Regions from separate parts of the Homo sapiens genome. Here region 2 is linked to region 1. A link is a loop called in an ENCODE intact Hi-C map of the cell type or tissue named here. Cell type or tissue: mammary epithelial cell. All regions are shown on one strand.

Evidence for each region. A loop is a pair of places that touch in the nucleus more often than their neighbours do. Peaks named below come from ENCODE experiments on the same cell type or tissue, not always from the same donor. Only the 100,000 strongest peaks of a DNase experiment are listed, where the experiment ranks them.
Region 2: a loop joins it to region 1, with 4 times the contacts of the local background. A loop is called at or near these places in 2 of 110 quality-filtered maps.

Annotation. Positions count from the first base shown.
Region 1 is chr11:129,780,908-129,788,907 of GRCh38, forward strand. All of the region lies in intron 1 of LOC124902793 (a long non-coding RNA gene), which reads right to left. Among named protein-coding and RNA genes, the nearest start is that of TMEM45B, 31 kb to the right of the region's middle. In mammary epithelial cell, CTCF peaks have their summits at 4,675 (motif pointing right) and 6,707; a DNase peak (open chromatin) is centred at 6,814.
Region 2 is chr11:130,409,804-130,417,803 of GRCh38, forward strand. It overlaps ADAMTS8 (ADAM metallopeptidase with thrombospondin type 1 motif 8), which reads right to left. Exons shown (of 9, transcript NM_007037.6): 3 at 7,137-7,272; 4 at 6,360-6,527; 5 at 4,728-5,029; 6 at 1,614-1,797. Among named protein-coding and RNA genes, the nearest start is that of ADAMTS8, 15 kb to the right of the region's middle. In mammary epithelial cell, no CTCF peak of the experiment used is centred here; a DNase peak (open chromatin) is centred at 3,798; H3K27ac peaks cover 741 bases.

The DNA.
Region 1 (8,000 bases):
TTTTGAAAAAGCAAAAAACATTCATCAGCTTTTACTATTACATGAAAATCCTGTTCAAGAGAGAAAGTTCAATTTTACCCTTGCATTAGTCTACTATTGATGTTAACTCCAATTTTCATTTTTATTTTTATTTTTTTTGAGATGGAGTCTTGCTCTGTTGCCCAGGTTGGAGTGCAATGGCACGATCTTGTCTCACTGCAACCGCCACCTCCTGGGTTCAAGCAATTCTCTTGCCTCAGCCTCCCAAGTAGCTGGGACTACAGGCACAAGGCATCACGCCCGGCTAACTTTTGTATTTTTAGTAGAGACGGGATTTCATCATGTTGGCCAGGCTGGTCTCGAACTCCTGACCTCAGATGAGCTACCCGCCTTGGCCTCCCAAAGTGAGCCACCGCGCCTGGCCTAACCCCAATTTTTAATGAAACCTTATAGATGATTCTATCCAACCTTAACCAGTTTGACCAGGAGATGACATTTTCACAAACCTTTTATAACCATTTACATATTTTGCTAAAGAACAGATTAGTGTCTTAAAAAACCTTGTTGTACTTTTACTTCAGTGCTCAATTTACAGAAAAATCGTTTTTACAATTTTTCCCCAATTTGCTTAAACCTAATTTAAGACAGTTCTTTATCCCTAGGCAAAATGTACACTTCCATGCCTTCTTATAATCTTTTACTAAAAACACATTTTACTGTTTTTACACACCTTACATGTAAATATATTCTCAGTAGTTTCAATTACATGTCATAATGGTAATGCTTAGCAATTTTTAACCTGAATGTAAAACCTGGTAAGTTGTTTCAATTATGTGCAAGGTGCAGATTGTTTGACTCCTTCCAACATAGTTAGGGGCATAGTTACTTCCATATGTTCCCGGGCCTTACAAATTGTGAAGCAAGCAAGTTGACAGTTTTTAAAGGCCACAGAAACAGTTCACAACCTTAAAACATTTAGCAAACCTAGCATTTGACCTACATAATCTAGACTACGTCTTTACACCTTGAAGACATTTGTATTTTACCAACAATCCCTAAGTCTGTTCTTTTTTTTAAAGATTAAAGTTATGTAAAATGAGTCATTACAGCTCTTACTTTTCCTTTAAAAATATTTTATCCAAGTGCTTATCCTTTTTTAAGTTAATTAGAGCTCTTTTTATAGACATCATACACATCACACATATGACTATGCAGACAGACAGAAAAAGATCCAGCAGCTCAGGGTGGAGCCCTTTAAGAATAGGGCCAGCAATCAGAGAAATGCAAATCAAAAGCACAATGAGATACCATCTCACACCAGTTAGAATGGTGATCATTAAAAAGTCAGGAAACAACAGGTGCTGGAGAGGATGTAGAGAAATAGGAACACTTTTACACTGTTGGTGGGACTACAAACTAGTTCAACCATTGTGGAAGACAGTGTGGTGATTCCTCAATGATCTAGAACTAGAAATGCCATTTGACCCAGCCATCACATTACCGGGTATATACCCAAAGGATTATAAATCATGCTGCTATAAAGACACATGCACACGTATGTTTACTGTGACATTATTCACAACAGCAAAGACTTGGAACCAACCCAAATGTCCATCAATGATAGACTGAATTTAGAAAATGTGGCACATATACACCATGGAATACTATGCAGCCATAAAAAAGGATGACTTCATGTCCTTTGCAGAGACATGGATGAAGCTGGAAAGCATCATTCTGAGCAAACTATCGCAAAGACAGAAAACCAAACACCACATGTTCTCACTCATAGGTGGGAACTGAACAATGAGAACACTTGGACACAGGAAGGGGAACATCACACACCAGGGCCTGTCGTGGGGAGGCGGGAGGGATAGCATTAGGAGATATACCTAATGTAAATGACGAGTTAATGGGTGCAGCACACCAACATGGCACATGTATACATATGTAACAAACCTGCACGTTGTGCACATGTACCCTAGAACTTAAAGTATAATAAAAAAGAAAATGTAAAAAAAAAACAAAAAAAGAATAGGGCCAGGAAAGCATGTAGTTTCTGCAACCTAACAGACAGGCATGACTGTAAGACAAAAACAGATTTTGAGAGGGATTTATTCACCTTTAATTCCAGGGGTTCCATGATGAAAACAGAGATTTCTCCCAAAATGGGATCTGTGGTGCCTTTTCTGTTCTCCCAAGGAGTTCTATGCCACCAGAACTCATCTTAGGGCCTTTCATGCATGTGCCAGGAGTGTTGAAACACAGTAAAGTAATGCAGTCAACTGAGAAAAAACCTTTTCCAGAAAAAACAAGATATGAGGGGAAAAAATGGCCTTTTAATATACCTATAACTTGGATATCCACTTTTAATTAAGCTGAGCATTCTTTAAGAAAATGCTTTTTATTAATTAAAACTTTACAGAGAATATAAACAGTGATCCTTATTATTCCTTTTACCAGTTTGCACCACTACCCATTCACAATCATGTTCAGGTTCTCCAGTTTCTTCTGGGCGAAAGTGGCTGGGTTCAGGCAAGTAAAGGTTCTTAACTGTAGATCCCTCTAGCAGCAAAGCTTGATATTTGAGGGGCGATTGTCTGTTAGCCAGAGACTCCCTTAGAGGACAGCAGTTCTGCTATACTGTGTGGGGTGCAAACAGTTAAGTTATTCCCCATGGTTAACCTGGTGGCCTCCGGCACCAGCAAAGCCACTGCTGCAACTGCTCAAAGGCAAGCTGGCCATCCTTTAGCCACCAAGTTAAGTTCCTCACTTAAGTAACCCACTGGCTGTTTAGCTGACCTTGAGCCTTAGTTAAAACTCCCAGGGCCATTTCATTCCTTTCTAACACATAGGCACTGAATGCTTTCCCTATGGGAAGATTGAGGGCAGATGCTTGAAGCAAGGCTTGTGGCTGAAATCAAGGCTGGTTAAAGGCTTTTGAGTTTTGGGTTCCCAAGTTAGGGAGCAAGTTTCAGTGCGTTTCTTTCATGAGGTGGTATAAAGAGCGAGCTATTTCACCATACCCAGGTACCCACAGTCTGCAAAACCCTGCAATGCCTAAAAATCCCCTCAACTGTTAAAGGAAATGGGCTTAATCCTTTCCTCACCTGGTGCTCTCGTCTCTTTTGATAAGACTAAGCCTAGATACTTTACTGAAGTCTGACAGAACTGAGTTTTAGATTTTGAGACCCTGTATCCCCTTTTTAGCTAAGAAATTGAGGAGAGCCTCAGTGCCTTCCTGAGACTTCCTCAGTTGGGACACAGAGGAGAGTGTCATTTACATACTGTAAAGTTTCAACTTGAGGGTGAGAAAAAATTAGAAAGATCTTGGACAGGGCCTGTTTCAGCAACTTCCTTTCAATATCAGGAGCTGCCTGAGTAATAAACCTGCTCTTCATTGAAATAAAAAGATTGAGGCCAGGCGCGGTGGCTCATGTCTGAAATCCCAACACTTTGGGAGGCTGAGGCAGATGGATCACTTGAGGTCAGGAGTTCGAGACCATCCTGGCCAGCATGGTGAAACCCCACCTCTGCTAAAAATACAAAAATTAGCCAGGCATGGTGTCAAGTGCCTGTAATCTCAGCTACTTAGAAGGCTGAGGCAGGATAATCACTTGAACTCAGGAGGCAGAAGTTGCAGTGAGCCAAGATCACACCATTGCACTCCAGCCTGGGTGACAGAGGAAGACTCCATCTCAAAAGAAAAAAAAATGGTTGAGGGATTTTCATCTAGTTTTTGATCTATCATGGAAAGCTTGGAATAGTTAATAGGTATGGCTTTAGCCCTTTCAAGCCCTCCAATATACACATTTGAAAGGGTTTCCTTCTCCATTTTCAGATGCTATCATCATAGTCCTATTTAGGATCCTCCAAGGGCACTGCTACTTTCCTCATTGGATTCTCTTTCCCTGGTACATTCTTCCAGGACAGTTTAAATACTTGGGTTAAATCCTGGAAGGCTTCTGTGAGTGAAGTTGAGGCTTGCCCAGAGCAAACTTCAGGGCCTGAGGGTTAAAGGAGATCCAGGTTACACTTGAGGGGAGCGAAGGCTTGAAGATGGGATGTTACCCATCTAGAAAAAAGGGAAGAGGCGACCCAGCGTGGAAGGGAAGGCCAAAAGGGCATCCCCCTTCACCCATTTTCTCCCATCATCTGGGTCCCAGTGACCATCATAGCCACTGCCCCATGGATGCAAGCATGACCTTCATCCATGGATATAGAGGAGCTAGTCAGCAGGATTAGTCATGGTGACCTGCACTAGGCCCCAACCCTTTGCCCTGCTGGTTTCCTAGAACCACTTGGCCCATAAGGCTCCCAGGGTACCCTAGGTGTCCAGGAGAGGTTGTATTTGGGTGAGACCCTTTAAAGGAGGAAGTGTTTCAATACTATCTCTGGCTTCCCTTGCTATGCCCCTAGCAAAACATTGAAATCCCAGAGAGTGGGACCAATTGACTTACAAACATAAAATCCCCTTTTTGTTTAAATGCCAATGGAGGTGGAATGTAGAACAGATGTCTCAAAAGAACATATGAATTGAATAGCTGTCCTCTCAACTGTTAAAGGTGGAGCTTTGCTGTTTACAGATGGGGCATGGAGCCTGGTCCCTAATAGACATAGGAGGCAGATGAATTGGGGAACTAGAGGTTTTGGATGAAGGGCCGATAGGGCCCCCATGGAGAAAAAAAAAAAATCCCATCCCAATAGGTGGCACTGTAGGATATGAAATATTAGGTAAGGCCTCTGACTCCAAATTTTTCCCAGGCAGAAATTAGAAAAAGAGGTTTGAGGCTTAATAGGCTGTCCCCACAGTATGCCTTCCAGCAGAAGAAAATTAACGTGTCTCATAAAGGAACTGTTTAAATATGTTGGGCAGTGCTGAGCTTTTACATGGAGGGAAGAAACAACCCAAATGGAGAGGGAAGATACTCACTTGGTGTATTAATCTGTTCTCAAGCTGCTAATAAAGACATACCTGAGAATTTATAAAGGAAAGAGGCTTAATGGACTCACAGTTCCACATAGCTGGGGAGGCCTCATAATCATGGTGGAAAGGAGAGCAGGTACAGGGGAACTCCCCTTTCTAAAACCATCAGATCTTGTGAGACTTATTCACTATCATAAGAACATCATAGGGAAAAACCCGCCCTCATGGTTCAATTAACTCCCACTGGGTCCCTCCCATAACATGTGGGAAGTATGGGAGCTACAATTCAAAATGAGATTTGGCTGGGGACACAGCCAAATCATATCATTCTGTCCCTGACCCCTCCCAAATACAATGCTCTCACATTTCAAAACCAATCACGCTTTCCCAACGATCCCCCAGAGTCTTTACAAAATCATTGCAGCATTAACTTGAAAGTCCACAGTCCAAAATCTCATCTGAGATAAGGCAAGTCCCTTCCACCTATAAACCTGTAAAATCAAAAGCAAGTTAGTTACTTCCTAAATACAATAGGGGTACAGGCATTGGGTAAATACATCCATTCCAAATGGGAGAAATTTGGAGAAATTGGTCAAAATGAAGGGGCTACAGGCCCCATGCAAGTCCGAAATCCAGCAAGGCAGTCAAATCTTCAAGCTCCAAAATGATCACCTTTGGCTCCATGTTTCACATCCAGGGTGTACTGATGCAAGAGGTGGGCTCCCAGTGCCTTGGGCAGCTCCACCCGTGCGGCTTTGCAGGGTACAGCTTCCCTCCTGGCTGCTTTCACAGGCTGTGATAAACATGTAAGTGCATTTCTGTATTTGTTTTTTGACATCAGTGTATTGTTTAACACACACACACCAAGGATTGATTGAATTTGCATCAGCTCTATGGATCAATTTGGAAAGGATTAACATTATTACTACAGTGAGTCTTTCAAGACATGAACATAATATATGCCTTCTTTACGTAGGTCTTAAGTTCTCTCAATATTTTTTTACAGATTTCAGTGTAGACGTCTTGCACATCTTTTGTTAGATTTAATAATCATTGCCTGTATTAATTGTTTTATTAGGAATTGCCAAATGATTTTCTAATTCTATCATTTACATTCATTAGCTAGAATTATCCTATAAATAAAAACTCTCCCTCGTTCTCTAAGACTATTTAATTTTCCTGATACACCGTTCATACCAAAAAGGTAAGATAAATGCTTATTTCCTTTCAATTAATAATTTTTTAACAAATAATTTGGTGCCTTGGCAATCTCCAAAACTGTCTAGTTTTATCTTTCTCTTTTGAACTATAATGATTTTTATATATTCAATGTTTTTATATATATTCAATGTTTTTATAAATTGTTGGCATATGTTGGGTTTTCAAATTATCCCATCGTTAGACAGAATGTCCCTTCAAGCTAGCTCCTGTTTTTTTTAACAAACTTTTTTTTTTAACCTAGGTTTCCCCAAGTTAGAGCCCAAGGAAAGGACTTCTGTGTAAGCAGTGCCTTTTGGAAAGTGATTCCAGAGAAGGAGTGAATGCCATGGGGAATGCTAGGAAGAGGGGACATGTTTGCCACTGGGAGCCTTTTTCTTTTTTTCTAACTAGTATTTTTTGAGAAGCATTTTAAAACATGTCTCAGAATTATCCACCTAATGGCAAAGAGGTAAAGCATTTATACACTGGCTACTACTCCTCACTGATCAAGAGTAGCCTCCTGGGTATTTATTCCATCCAAATTCCCAGTTGCACATGCATGACCATTAGGTGGGTTCCTACCAAGTTTCTACACCTTTCAAAGAGTCAGATACGCCCCAGGGTGGAAAACAAGTGATCAGTAGCACAACCAGACAGGAAGCATTATCTGTTTATCCCTGTACAAAACCTGTCAAAGCTTGCATGAACAACTGACCACAGCTATGACCAAAATAAGAGGTGAGGCTGGGAAGACATTGAATGTTGCACAAGAGGTGTCCAGTGACTCTGAGCTATTCATGCATCTCATAAGTCTAGTCTATCACAGAACCTCCTTCAACAGTGATCAGCCACAATTTCTGCAAGGATTCCATGTAAGTGGATAAGTTGAACAAATTATAGTTCCCACTGCTCAGCAGGTCCAAAGGCCATGATTGGGATAGTCATCACATGCCACCTTCATCCTTACTTCAGCCTGCAGCATACTTCTGAAAAGAAGTTAATCTCTTCTGAGGGTTTGGTCTTTTTTTTTTTTTTTTTTTTTTTTACCTTTAGTATACATGTGATTGCTATATTGTAAATGCAGGTTCCTGAAAGACTGTTTCTGTAAGCAGAATGACGCCACACAAAGTGAAAAGGTTTTCCTCTTATTCCAGCAGTGTCTTGTCTTCAAAGAGGAGTCCATTACATCTTGCCTTGATTTTTATGGTTGTGTTCTTGGATGGAAAGCTGAAGTGGGTAGTAATTTCCAAATGTTCTTTATAATATCCACCCTGTATATTATAAGCAAAGTTGTTTCGTATTTTGTTGTATCTTTTTCTGTTTAGCACTTTATGGCTTTTTAAGTCTACTGCATTTGAGAATGTAGTTTAGAAATTCTTTCACTGTTAAAGCCATGTGAAAACTAATAGAGGATAATGAAAGTGAGTGTACATTATTTTGTGTTTAACTTCCTGGTTTGTGGTGTGTGTAAACAAAACATTAGAAATATATTGTCTTTTTATAATAATACTCTTTGACCTCATTTAAAGTGATCTGCCATGAGGTCTCAATGATCAAGCTTATGTTTATTCTAGTGTGTTTTATTCTAATACCTAAGGAATTCAGCCAACTTTGTTTCTATCATCGGATAGTCTCAGAAAATAATGTGCTTTATCTATATTACTGCCTCTTTTCAATATTTAAGAGAATAATTGTCTTCTGGTTTCTACTGAGCCTAGTAATAATCACTAAAGACCTAAAAAAAAAGTGAGTAATCTTTTCCTTCCATTAGAGTATTTGAATAGCCCATTCAAGATAATGGTGGTGTGAAAGTAAGTCATCCAAGCTTTTCCGCCACATCTAAATTTTTATTTAATTAATTAAATAATTAACACCCACTTCCAAAGAGTTCAAATGT
Region 2 (8,000 bases), 630 kb after region 1:
CTGCCAAGGTTCCCTGCCCAAACTGTGCATCTGAATGCCTGGGGAGACTTTGCCAAGGCAGATGCCATACTCCACGCCTGAGACTCTGAGTCAGTGCAGCTGAGGGGGTCTGGGCTGTGTCTGCAGGAGCTTCCAGGTGACTTAATGGGACAGGTGGCACAGATAACTCCCAGATACTGTGTCAGCCTTCAAGGACCTCTGTGGTCTGGCCTTGACATAGTGGTGTGCTTTGCTTGATTCCACCTAAGTGAATGAGGGCCCTTCTCACACCTTTCCACCACCCTGGCAGGTCCCCTCACACCTCACCCATCTCAGTCCTCCAGACTCTGCTCAGTCCTAACTCCTTTCAAAGCTTCCGCTCACCCAGCCTTTCCTTTCTCCGAGCGCCTCACCAACCTAGGGTCTGTGACTCATCCATTGAAATGTAATGGCTGTGTTAAAGGGATTTGGGTCTCTAATTGGACTACAAGCTCCTTAGGGACAGAGACCATGCCTTTTACATTTTCATACATTTTTATAGTTCTAGACACACAAAAAATACTAAAAAATACTCGACAGTAATGGCAGACTTTGGTGCATCTGACATCATGGCATCACTTTTCGTCCACACCTACCTTGCACCCTATATTCATTCTCATCCTCCCCCTTTCCCAGCAACGTCTCACCCTGTATGCCAGGCAAACTCTCATACAATTCCAGGGCAAAGTTTCTAGAGCCTCAAACCATTGTGGATCCTTCTTGTCTTGTGAAACCGCAAAGCCTACAGATTCTCCTGAGACATCAACCCAATGCCAGTGTCTTTTCCCGTGGTTGAATCTCTCCTAAGGCTCTGCCTGATTTTTCTTGCCTGCCAATCCTTCCTGGAGCTGCACACTGGGCAGTTGGATGGGATGGTGGGGAAAAACCTTGTAATGATTTCCCTCTCACGAGTTTGCTGCTGCCCCTTTACTGCCTCTAAGTTAATGTTCATGGTTTCCAGCAGGTACTGGGGATAGGAATATGCCAAGGGGAGGGAGAGGTAGTATTCCTTCCTGGGAAGATTCTGTCAAACAGTTGCCATGTTCCCAAGGGAAGATGGGCAACTCTTCTCAGAAGGAATGTGAACAGGAATCAGATTCAGAAATCCTCCCTCTGCCCTGGGCTGAATTTTGGCTAGAAAGACCTTGGAGGTTTGGCTCTGACACTTGCTTTGGAAAATGCTTCCATTCTGCACACAGATGAGGGTTCCTATGCCTCCAGGAGGATTAGTTTCCTAGACACCAGCCCCTCTGCAGAGGCTCCTCCCCAATAAGTTTGGTTGGGAGTGATGTCCTCCTCTCCACATCTTGGAAGATGAGCGTAATTTCTCTCCTTGACTTTGCCAGGCTCTCTGAACACTATGAGAGCTGTCCCGGGTCCCTGAGAGCTGCCCCTGGGATTGGAACCTTGCAGAGCCCATTTAGGTGGAGATCACAGGCAAAACTCTACATCCCAGGAGACCCAATTTACTCCCCTCTGGGAGTAACTCTATATCCCGGGACACCCACTTCACTCCCACTTTACACATCCTCTGGGGATGCGTCATAGCAATGATAGTAGCTGCTCTGGCAGGGGCGGCCCTGAGTGGTAATTACCGTCAGGGGGGCATTCCTCCGTGTGGCATGACTGGTACTTGGCTCTCCGACCCAGGCAGTATCTTCCTCCATTCTGAGGCTCGGGGTCCTTGCACTCACGGTGTGAAAACTGTACTCCTCCTCCACAGGTCCGAGAACATTCTCCCCAGGGTCCCCACGGTGCCCAGCCTCCATCTGCCACGGGCTGCAACATACAATGGCACACTGAATGAGGAGCAAAGGCCAGGAGGCTTCAGTATCTGTGTCACTGGGTGGCCAATGCCCTGGCTTCCTCATCTAGTCATTATCATCTTGGTGCATGGAGTGCCGTAAACTGCCTCAATCATTTGTTTAATGACTGTGTGGCCTGCATGGCTTTGTGAGCACAGAGACCAGGCTGGACTCATTCACTACTGACTCCTCAGTGTCTAAAACAGTGCCTTATGCTTAGTAAGGTGCTCAATAGGCTATCTGCTGAATGAATGAATGACACCCTTTTATGGGAATAAGGTTGCATATAATGCAGTGGTTCTCCGTTGGGGCGAATTCTGCCCTCCAGGGGACATTTGGCAATGTCTGGAGATACTCTGGTGGCTACAGCTGTGGAGGGTGTACGTGACCACATCTAGTGGGTAGAGGCCAGTGATGCTGCTCCACATCCAGCAATGCACAGGCCCCACGGTAACAATTATCCAGTCCTAAGTGTCCCTAGTGCCAAGGCAGAGGAACTCTGGTCTAAAGGAAACATCCCTGCGAGGTGTTGCCATAGTCTACCAGCCACTGGTTCTGGTGATAGGACAATGCTTGGGAAAGAAACAGAATTGCTTCCTTTTTTTTTGACAGAGTTTTGCTCTGTTGCCAAGGCTGGAGTTCAAAGGCGTGATCTCGGCTCACTGCAACCTCCGCCTCCTGGGTTCAAATGATTCCTGTGCCTCGGCCTCCCGAATAACTGGGATTACAGGTGCACACCTCCACGCCTGGCTAATTTTTGTATTTTTAGTAGAGATGGGGTTTCACCATGTTGGCCATGCTGGTCTTGAACTCCTGACCTCAAGTGATCAACCTGCCTCGGCCTCCCAAAGTACTGGGATTACAAGTGTGAGCCACCATGCCTGGCCCTGCTTCCCATTTTACAACTGACCTATGAGAACAAAGCTTTGCCCTTTGGAATGCTGTATGCCCAAAGGTTCATAGAGTATTCAAAATGAAAATAATTTTTTAAAAGTTATAAAAGTAATAGTTGCTCATACGACAAATAAAAAAATGCAGAAAAGTGTAAAAAAGAAATTAACACTTCTTTAAAACACCACTACCCAGATAAAACCATTAACATGATTTTCACCAATATTTTTCATACTTTTGCTCTGAATATATCATCATAAAAATGCAATGCTTTTATTTTACAAAAGATATGATTCTATGTATATATTCTTTCTGTCTTTCTCACTTTCTTTCTACCTCTCTTTCTCTCTTTCTTTCTCACTTTCTTTCTTTCTTGAAAGTCTTGCTCTGTCGCCCAGGCCAGAGTGCAGTGGTATGATCTTGGCTCACTGCAACTGCCGCCTCCTGGGTTCAAGTGATTCTCCTGTCTTGGCCTCTGGAGTAGCTGGGATTATAGGCACCTGCCACCACACTTGGCTAATTGTTGTATTTTTAGTAGAGACAGGGTTTCACCATGTTGGTGAGGCTGGTCTCGAACTCCTGACCTCAGGTGATCCACCCGCCTCGGCCTCCCAAAGTGCTGGGATTACAGCACCTGGCCTGATTCTATAAATATGTATTTTCTGATCTGACTTCTTAAAAATAGAGGCCACACATCATTCCATGATCATTTCACGTCAACCTCTCCCTGCACTTAGCTCGGCTGTGCTCTGGGATTGGTGGCAGATCCCTCTGCTCTCCCCTCAATAACATGTGATGAGAATGAACAGGGTGAATGGGAGGTGGCTGAGGATCAGTCCATGAATCCTGCACCAGCTCAGGCTTAGGACAAGAGTACAGAGCTTACCTGGTGCAGGCGGGCTCCCAAGGCTCAGTGCAAAAGACATGCACTGAGGAGTGCTTGGGCCACCCTGGCGATTCAGCGCTGGCGGGGACCGGGCTGTGAAACCCAGTGGATGCTGTTTCATAGTGATGGCTCCATGAGTCACAGTAAGAGAAATGCGATCAGCCTCACAGTTTGGATGTATTCAGAGCAGGGCAAAGAAGTGAATCATTTAAAAACCCTCACTGGCACTGCCTTGGTTTTTCTTGTGAGTTTACTCTCTCCTGGGCCAAGTTTTTTTCTGCCTGGCCAGAGGCAGCTCTGAATCTGTCTCCTCTCCTCCTCTTTGAATACGGAATTCCCACAACTGCTCTCATTCTCCCAACCTGTAATTATGCATTCAGTTCAAGCACGGGCAGGCTATGAATACTTTTCACTCAATTCTTGATGGAATTTATTCCGCGTGTCTCTGTGTTCATGACGGAATTGACAGTGGCTCCATCTGTTGTGTGCTCACCTTCCTGTCTCCACCCCGCTCACCAATCTGCACCTGCACCAGCCCTGAGGCAGCCCCAAAGCAGCTCCCTAATGTCTGGAGCCACGGCAGTGTCAACCCACTGACCGAGGGGATAGCCTTCACGGGCTCCTCACCGTGTGGATAAATATGCTTTGGTTTGTTTGTTAAAAGATGAGTGATTTTACCTAGAAGTCCTATGTTGCAGCCTGGCCCGAAGTTTCTTTTCTTTTTTTTTTTTTTTTTTGGAGACAGGGTCTCCCTCTGTTGCCCAGGCTAGAGTGCAGTGGCATGATCATGGTTCACTGCAGCCTCAAACTCCTGAGATCAAGTGATCTCCCTGCCTCCGCCTTCTGAGTAGCTGGGACTACAAGCGTGAGTCACCATGCCTGACCTATTTTTTATTTTTTTGTACAGACAGGATCTCACTATGTTGCCCAGGCTGGTCTCGGTGCAAGTGATCCTTCTGCCTCAGCTTCCCAAAGTGCTGGGATTCCAGTGTGAGCCGCTCTGCCTGGCTGTCTCTCGGTTCATGACTCTCAAGTGTGGTTTCCTTCTGGAGAACAGCCCTCAGTCCTCCCCATTTCCTTTTGTTTCTCCTTTCCCCTCCCCGCTATCCTCAGGGGCTGTCCCTCACCTTGGGCCTCTCCACTTCCTCCTCAGGTAGACAGCTGCCTTCTGAGCAGAGGTGCCCAGGCCCGCACGGCGTGCCGTCAGCCCAGGGCAGGCTGCCATTCTTCGTGTGGCACAGGGGCTCAGCCCCATCAGTGTGGCACCAAAGCTGGGCGCAGACGTCCTGAGCAGAGGTGTTGGGGCAGTGGCGGAAATCCGGCCCAAAGATCTGCCTGCACTGCTGGTCCAGCTGGTACAGGGCCATGCGGCCCGGGAGGCCTGTGGGGAGGGGCAGGGCCGCAGCAGGGGCATCCAGGAGACAGTCTCCTGGGAAAAGAGGAAGCAGGGGTGTAAGAACATGCACAGGGCTGCCGCCCTCTCAGCTCTTCATGGCCTGTGATGGATGGCACTGAAGGTCTAGGTGTCACGACTTCTTGACCTCCAACTAAAAGCTGTCACCACTTGATGATCTAGTGAGAGCATGCCTAATTTTTGACTATCAGTTGCAAACGCTCTTCAGGACCGACTTTCCTTTGCTGTCCTGAACATCTAGGAAGCATTGCCCCCGACATTCTGTGTACCCAGTGAATGCCAGCTAACACAATATTCATCCATATCACAACCTAACCGTGCTCCTGAAAGCCACAGCATGCAAATGAAGACCAAATAATGCTGTCTGGATCATCTTATTTTTGCATCATACATGTCCCTGTCTCCCTCAGTGAGAAGGATCTAGAATATTACTTTACCAACAATTCCAACCACTTAAAATTGTTTTTTCTTTAATCCCCTCTTCTGAGAAGCAATTTTTTTTTTGAGATGAAGTCTAGCTCTGTTGCCCAGGCTGGAGTGCAGTGGCTCGATCTCGGCTCACCGCAACCTCCACCTCCCGGGTTCAAGCGATTCTTCTGCCTCAGCCTCCTGAGTAGCTAGGACTACAGGCGTGTGCTACCACGCCTGGCTAATTTTTTGTATCTTTAGTAGAGATGGGGTTTCACCATGTTGGACGGGCTGGTCTCGAACTCCTGACCTTGTGATCCACCTGCCTCAGCCTCCCAAAGTGCTGGGATTACGGGCAGAAGCCACTGCACCTGGCCCTTTTTTTTTTTTTTTTTTTTAAAGAGATAGCGTCTCTCTCTGTCACCCAGGCTGGAGTCAGTGGCATGATCACAGCTTACTGGTAGCCTTGACCTCCTGGGCTCAAGTGATCCTCCTGCCTCAGCCTCCTGAGTATCTGGGACCACAGGTGTGCACCCCATGCCTGGCTCCAGTCCTTTGAACCAGCTCCCCGCCCTCTTGCTCTCACAGGACGCAGTCACTGCCTCTGTCACGCCTGAGCTGTTGTAGGTTCGTCTCTCCTCTGTGCTATGTGCTTCTATTCCTTCAAGCGCTGCTCAAACCCTCCTCCTTCAGACAACCTTCTCGGATGACTTCCCCCTGCCTTGTGACTAATCTAAATTAGCGCAGAACTCGGCTGCTGGAAGATGGGGCCAGAAGAGCAGACTTCGGGGGTGGTGTGAATGCCCCAGCGTGGGAGGCTGGCCGGGGACTCAGCTCTAAGGGCCCTGTGAGGAGGCACAGCTGGAGGGGGTCTCTGCGCCAGCACCAGTGGAAGGAGGCCCACGGGGACAAGTAGGGCGGGGCCGCCGGTGCCTACCGTGCCCGCCGTCCAGAAGCTCTGTGAGATACATGGCGCTGCAGGGGGACCAGGGCAGCGTCTGGTTCAGGTGGACGAACAGCGGTGCCATCACGTGGTGCTTGCCCATGGGCCCGAAGAGCCGTGTGCAGGGCTTGGAGTCGTCGTGGGGCATGCTGAGGACGTGCCCTGGGGAGAGAGGCCTGGTCCACTCCGCCCTGTCCTGCCTGAGGGCGCCCCACCTGGCCCAGCTAGGGACAGAGATGGAGCTCCTCAGGGGAGCAGCCACCCCCTCACTCTCCGAAGATTTCTGCGTAGGGCTTTCCCCTGCGCTTTGCTCTTCCAGGACGCGTTCTCAGATGACTAAGAAACACGGATACCCCTTTATTTTCTGCCTCAGCCCGTCCTGAATTTGGATCTAGCTCTGTTATTTGCCCTCTCACATGACAGTCCCTGGACCATTGTTCTTCCCCCAGATCCCACGGCTTAGCTTGTGCACAGCTCCACGCCTCCACCCCAGCACGTGTCTGGTGTCCTGTGTCCTGGCATTTGCCCGGTGACCTGTGATAATCGTGTGGGATGCTGCTTTTGTATTTTGGCCATGTGCTCGGGGTGGGAGCGGAGTTGTGTTCAGCACTGTCAAGCGCGGTATCTGTTTGTATACAGTCACCCTGTCAAAATTAGGAGGAGCTATTCCTAAGCAAGGGCCGCATATTCCTTAGGATCTACGCAACCTTGGATCTGGAAGAGCAGTTCCCTCCGATGTGGTGAAGTGGGCTTTGGCACAGCAAATCTTACCTAGTTCATGGGCCAGGGTGTGGGCCGCCTGGAGCCCCTCATCCTCGATCACGGAGCAGCTTTTGTTGGGGTCACAAATGGTCCCGATGTCTGCCACACCCAGGGTGTCACACAGCCCCTCCTGCCCACAGAAGTTCTGCGTGGCGGGGAGAGAGCAAGAGAGTGCATCAGTGTGTGTGTGGGGTGCGCTGCAGGCCTGCAGGGCCGGGTGTGGCCAGCGTGCACGTGGGAGTGGACCACTGAGCGTCCCATAACATGTTTGCTGGCCTGTGCATCACCTGCATTTATTGAGCTTTTAAATTAAATTAAATTATTATTATTATTATTATTATTTTGAGATGCAGTCTTGCTCTGTCATCCAGGCTGGAGTGCAGTGGCACGATCTCAGCTCACTGCATCCTCTGCTTATGGGGTTGAGGCGATTCTCCCACCTCAGCCTCCCAAGTAGTTAGGACTACAGGCGTGCACCACCACACCTGGCTAATTTTTGTATTTTTAGTAGAGACAGGGTTTCACCATGTTATCCAGGCTGGTCTCAAACTCCTGACCTCGGACAATCCGGCTCCTTCGGCCTCCCAAAGTGCTGGGATTACAGCCGTGAGCCACCGTGCCCGGCCTAAATTAAACTTTAGAGACGAGGTCTGGCTATGTTGCCCAGGCTGGAATGCAGTGGCTATTCACAGGAGTAATTGTAGCTCACTTAGCCTCAAACTCCTGGGCACAAGTGATTCTCTCACCTCAGCCTCCCAAGTAGCTGGGACTACAGCCGCTTGCCATGTGCCTGGCTGACCTTTTTTAAGGAGGAAGACGCAACAGCAGTTTCAACGTGTCTGGATATCCCACCTAGTGGCCTCGCTTTATTGG